Linked DNA regions of Homo sapiens: region 2 is linked to region 1. A link is an interaction called in ENCODE POLR2A ChIA-PET data of the cell type or tissue named here. Cell type or tissue: OCI-LY7. All regions are shown on one strand. Each heading gives the region's core, and the rest is flanking DNA. Links, peaks and the distances in the headings are about the cores only. Region 1 overlaps ANTXRL (ANTXR like). Region 2 has its middle 34 kb from the start of MSMB.

Region 1 (2,914 bases), core at 140-2,639:
AGTGGGGGTCTTGTGGGAGTGTGTGGGAAGGTTGCCTGGTGTGTGGAAGGCTGCTGGTGTGTGGGAAGGGTGTCTGGTGTGCAGGTATGTGGTGTCCAGTGTGTGTTTGTGTCGTATGGGGAGTTGGGAGTGTGTTGCTGATGTGTGTGGTGTGTGTATGGGATGTGTGGTGTGTCTTTGGTATTTTTGGTGTATGTGTGTTTGCTATTTATGTGTGTGTGTGGTGTGTGGGTGTGTGTACTTCGGGTGTGTGGTGTGTGGTGTGATGTGTGTGGTATGGGGTGGGTTGAGTGTGTTTGTGGTCCAGTGTGCATGGGTCGGTGGGAGTGGACATGTGGCCCACATGGATGTGAATGTGTCTATTGGTGTGGGGGCAATATGCGGGGGTGGTGGTGTGAGTACCTTTGTACAATTAGTGTGTTGTAACCTCACAACGGTAAGTTTAACTCTAAAGCAAGAAAAGACATGTGTGAGAAGCTCTCAGGGAAACACCAGCAAATGGCATGGAGTAGCAGCTAACCCAGACCACAGGGCAGGAGCAGCCAGGGCTCCTCCCAGGAAGGCCAGGCAGGTGCAGGAGCTGAAATGTCTGTGTAATTTACCACATCAACAAAATAGGAAACAGGAACCAAGCGGTTATCTCAGGGGATGAAGAACAAGAAGTAGGGGTGTCAACATCCCACAGCACCCTATGAGCAGAAGGAAACTTCCATAGCCCGACAAAGTCGTCCACACAAACACCCTCAGCTCACCTCAATCCCACAGGATCAATCCCAGTGCCTGTCCATGCTGTCTGAGACGTAGCGAGGATGCCCTCTTGTCAGCTGGGGTCCCAGTATGGGTTGTGACAGTCCTGTGTGGGCCTCTGTGATGCCTCTGTCTGTCCTGAGCTCTTTCTGTGTAGGCTGGGGGTCTGCATGGCCGGCAGTTGCACAACTGCGGCTGCTGGAGTTGAAGGGAGCCCTGGGTGTCCTCCCTTCATCACGAGAGGACATTACTAGGCCCTTAGCAAGACCACGAGGCATCCAGCAGCTGGGCTCTGGCCTCCCTGTTCCTCACTGCAGGGTGTCCTGGCGGTAGGCTGTGGGGACAGACACACCGTATATGTCTGAGCTCTGCTCTCCATGGGCACACGACCAGGAGCAAATTGTCCAATGTCAGTGAGCTCCAGAAGTGCCTCCCATGAACAGAAAAGACGCTGTCAGGCCTCTCGTGAGTCCAAAGGCACTGGGCTGTGCAGGGACTGGCACAGGGCTGGGAGCTGGCAGGTCCCTGAAACAGGAGCTACGCTGACACTTCCATGATTGGTCCTGGGCTCTGTCCCCGACCCCGCCTCTCCCCCATGCAGAGCTGAGGGCAGGGGTGGAGTAGAGAGGGCTCTCCTCCCCCTCGGGGTCTCTTTCTGTTCCTCCTGATTTAAAGCGGCTCAGCCGTGCAGCCAGTGTGACAGCTGTGCTCCTCTGATGATGTCCCCTGGACACGCACAGCCTGTGGCGTCTGAGCAGCCCTGTCAACCCCAGGTGAGGATGTGAGTCTTCACTCCTCCCTGGAGGCAGCTGAGTCGAGGTGGCAGGTGCCCTCTGCCCACCAGCTCGGCCTTCTGCCTCTGCTCACGTGGCCCGGCAGTCACAGCCCTGATCTGTCAGCTGTCGGCTGAGTTGTGCAAAGCTGCCCCACATGGAGGGTGACAGTCACAGGAGGGAAAGGGCAAGGCAGGAGCCTGAAACCCAAATGCAACAGAATGAGCCCTCTCAGCAGGCTGCCACTGAGAAGCCAGGAGGTCTCCAGGGAGCCCAGGAAGGAGGCCAGGGAGGGAGGCATGCAGCCCAGACTCCCCCTGTTTAGCCCTGGGCCTCCTATCCAGCCTGGGAGAGGCCTCTGGTGGCCTCACCGCTCAAGGCCCATCCTGAGCCCATCCCCCACACATGGCTGGAGGGTTTTGACAGGCATCTCCCTCTCCAGCCTGGCAGGAGTCTGAGGCTCTTAGCAGAACCCCCAGGCCCTCCAGGGTCCACTTCCTGTTCTGGGCGCCCTGTGCAGAGGTGGGACCAGGTGGAGCACAGGCACTCTGCAAGCCTTGCCTCACCTTGAAGGGCCGAGCCCACCTGTCCTTCACAGCCCTGTTCAAAGGGCACCTCATCCTGGAAGCCTTCCCTGATGACCAGCCCCTCTGACTCCCTGCAGCCCAAGGGCTTGGTCTGTCCCTCTCATCAGTCACTTGTCACCCAGGGTGTATCATGACTTCTGGTTGTCTATGTCTAAGCATAATTTTCTTATTTAGTTCTTTGGTTTTCTTCCACCCTTTTATTGTTGAAATTTTCAAACCTGTAGGTGAGTGGAAAGGATTGTACAATGAACACAAACACATCTCTATCCACCACTGGGATTTTACAATGAATGTTTGGCCATGTTCCTTTATCTCTCCCACCCCCCCTCTCTCTTCATCCATCCACCTTGAAAAAAAAAAAATGCTTGCTTGCAATACATAGTCCTAACACAGCCCAGAATGTAATTTGCAATTATCCTGTCCATGGAGCTTTGGGGCAGCACTCAGCCCTGCTTAGAGTGGCCAAGTTGGGCTGACCAAGGGGCGCAGGCCACAGGCCCAGTTGCTCCCTCCCGGGCACACACTGAGCCTAGTGTCTGGCTGGCCAGGGCTTTTTGGAAGCCTGAGTGGGGAAGAAGTTGCCTGGCAGCATCAGATTTGGAAGCAGCTGCTGTCAGCCTTAGCTGTGGGAGAGGACCCCAGGCTTGCCCTGAGGGGCCCATGTCTAGTTGCTCAGAACAGGGCACCAAGTTGGCATTTCCTGCTGTCTCTCACAGCCTCAGTGCCCCCACCAGGCCCAGGCTCTTCCAAGGGCAGCATAGTATCCATCAAGTGGGTGACTACGAGAGCCAGGCTGGCACCTTGAGC
Region 2 (2,914 bases), core at 105-2,604, 220 kb before region 1:
TTGTATTTTTAGTACAGACAGGGTTTCACCGTGTTAGCCAGGATGGTCTCAATCTCCTGATCTTGTGATCCGCCCGCCTCGGCTTCCCAAAGTGCTAGGATTACAGGCGTGAGCCACTGCACCCCGCCGGAAGCATAACTTTTCAACGTTTGTGCAGATAACACCCTGAGGGGCCTGGCCCATGACTACAGAGGAAGATCATCTATGATTGAAATAATTAAAAGACCGGAGTTCCCTGCTAACTTTGAATATGATTTGGCCAAGTGCCGGGTCCTAGAGAAAACAAGAGCCCATCAGCAGGCAGGTCTTTATGGGGAAAAGGTGCCCCTCCTTGTGCTCTCTATAAAGACAGGGAGCCTTAGCTGGTGGACTTGTCAAGGGATGAGTTCTCCAAAAGCAACCAGTGAGATGGAGTTTGAGGCGCATGATACTTATTAGAGATCCACACCTAGGAAGGGAAGGAGGAAAAACTGATGGGGCAGAGGAAAAAACTGAACTGTGTTGTGGGCCCAGCACAGCCTCAGTCTACCTGGAGGGCACCCTGGAGCAACGGTGTTCATCAAGAGTGTCCACTTCAGGCCGGGCACGGTGGCTCAGGCCTGTAATCTCAGCACTTTGGGAGGCCAAGGCGGGCAGATCACGAGGTCAGGAGATCGAGACCATCCCGGCTGACACGGTGAAACACCATCTCTACTAAAAATACAAAAAATTAGCCAGGTGTGGTGGCGGGCGCCTGTAGTCCCAGCTGCTCTGGAGGCTGAGGCGGGAGAATGGCGTGAACCCGGGAGGCGGAGCTTGCAGTGAGCCAAGATCGCGCCACTGCACTCCAGCCTGGGGGGCAGAGCGAGACTCTGTCTCAAAAAAAAAGAGTGTCCTGTTCAGACTGGAATATTGGGGCCTGTGTATCCTGCTTCACCCAGTCACTGGATGAGGCTGCCCCAAGACGGCAGCAACCTTGGGTGACCCAAGATCACCCCACAGACCAAGGACCCCCAAAGAGCCAAAAGCTAGAGGCCACCCATTGACTGCAAGCCCTGCAGCTAGGCTTCACATCCTCCTTGGTGGGGAAGATGGAGGAAGGGGTGAGTCGGGCAACTCCATGTCTTCCACAGTCTTCTACCTAGGTTCTTCCAAGCTCCCCATAGCATCATCCTCTTAGGCAACATCTTTTACTAAATATTGCATTAGATACTAATGGCATCGGTCCCATATCCCTTCAGCCCTCCCTGTTTTATCTGCAGCTGTGGTTGACAGTTTTTGTGCAAGCTAACAGCTTCTCCTTTTTGCCACTGGGGTCAGTTAACTTTCAGTTACAGACAAACCTGTTTAAAACACAAACAGGCATATACCTCTTAGAAGAGAACAAAAATGTTGCCTTTTCAGATCTCAGACTTTAAGAAATTTTGGAACCAGGAATTGACAAACAGTGCTTGGAATTCAAGGAATGAACTGACCCTAGGCACTTCTAAAATAAATTCCAGCTCAGTAGAAACAATAATTTGAACTTGCATTTCCCATGAGCAAACTTTCATGATCCTGTAGCTATAACACGACTGGATGGTGAGAATGTAACCACTGCTGGTATCATCCCAACTTGTCAGCCCACAGTGTTAGCCTTTGGGCTTCCTGGGATATCTGAGTGGCAAGTTACCCATGAAATACATTAGGCAAACAGGATTCGATGAAAGGAGGAGGAAATTATTCCTACACATTGGATGTTTATATTTTAGATCTAAATTGCAGCAGGTACATATTGGTTCTTTCCTTAATCATTGGCTTATGTTGAAGTTCACATTAATAATGGAATGTTTCCTTTATAAAGAAAGACAACCCTGCTGATTTCCTGCTGTAGGACAGGCTATCCTGGAACTGGTGTAGGCTGGGCAGTTGTCTACACCCAACCCTGATCCTCTTAGTGCCATCCTTCAGATGTTAGGCCAGCACCTTCAACTACAAATTAGGCAAAGCTAAGAGACATATATGATTAATTTCATATATTAATTTTATATATTCCTATATTAATTTCCCAAAAATATTTTAAACAAAGGTTATACAATGAAGCTAATCAAATAGAAGTGGCAAATCAAGATAAGGAAAGAAAACCCAAGAATTCATGGGAGCAAAAGGGCTGTTGTAACTGCATCAGAATGTGGGCATGAGGTTCCTAGTTTCCAGAGCAGTAAAAACAAAACAAACAGCAACAGCAACAAAAACAAACCCACATAAAACCACCAAGTTACGCAGTTCTCATCAGAAAGAGGAAAGCATTCCAGATTCTTAGCAGAGATGCATTTTCCCTCCCAAATTTCTAAAATTTAAACATAACAAATTTGTTTTTTATTTTTTTATTTTAAGTTCTGAGATACATGTGCAGAACGTGCAGGTTCATTACAGAGGTATACGTGTGCCATGGTGGCTTGGTGCATCTATCAACCTGTCACCTAAGTTTTAAGCCTCGCATGCGTTAGCCATTTTCCCTGATGCTCTCCCTCTCCTCGCCCCTGCTTCGACAGGCCCCTGTGTGTGTCGTTCCTCTCCTTGTGTCCATGTGTTCTCATTGTTCAGCTCTCACTTATGAATGAGAATATGCAGTGTTTGGTTTTCTGTTCCTGTGTTAGTTTGCTGGGGATGATGGCTTCCAGCTATATCCATGTCCCTGCAAAGGACATGATCTCATTTATTTTTGTGGCTGCATAATATTCCATGGTGTATATGTACCACATTTTCTTTATCCAGTCTATCATTGATGGCATTTGGGTTGGTTCCATGTCTTTGCTATTGTGAATAGTGCTGCAATAAACATGCATGTGCATGAACCTTTATAATAGAATGATTTATATTCCTTTGGGTATATACCCAGTAATGGGATTGCTGGGTGAAAGGTATTTCTGGTTCCAGATCCTTGAGGAATCGC

The links. Peaks named below come from ENCODE experiments on the same cell type or tissue, not always from the same donor. Only the 100,000 strongest peaks of a DNase experiment are listed, where the experiment ranks them.
Region 2: POLR2A ChIA-PET joins it to region 1 with 11 read pairs; 2 of 35 experiments call an interaction of 5 or more read pairs at or near these places.

The regions. Positions count from the first base shown.
Region 1 is chr10:46,298,561-46,301,474 of GRCh38, forward strand. All of the region lies in intron 9 of ANTXRL (ANTXR like), which reads left to right. Among named protein-coding and RNA genes, the nearest start is that of ANTXRL, 13 kb to the left of the region's middle. RefSeq lists an enhancer at 1,395-1,973. In OCI-LY7, for the core only: no CTCF peak of the experiment used is centred there; DNase peaks (open chromatin) are centred at 611 and 1,491; H3K4me3 peaks cover 1,567 bases; H3K27ac peaks cover 1,802 bases.
Region 2 is chr10:46,078,885-46,081,798 of GRCh38, forward strand. No RefSeq gene overlaps it. Among named protein-coding and RNA genes, the nearest start is that of MSMB, 34 kb to the left of the region's middle. In OCI-LY7, for the core only: a CTCF peak has its summit at 1,334; a DNase peak (open chromatin) is centred at 1,277; H3K4me3 peaks cover 207 bases; H3K27ac peaks cover 374 bases.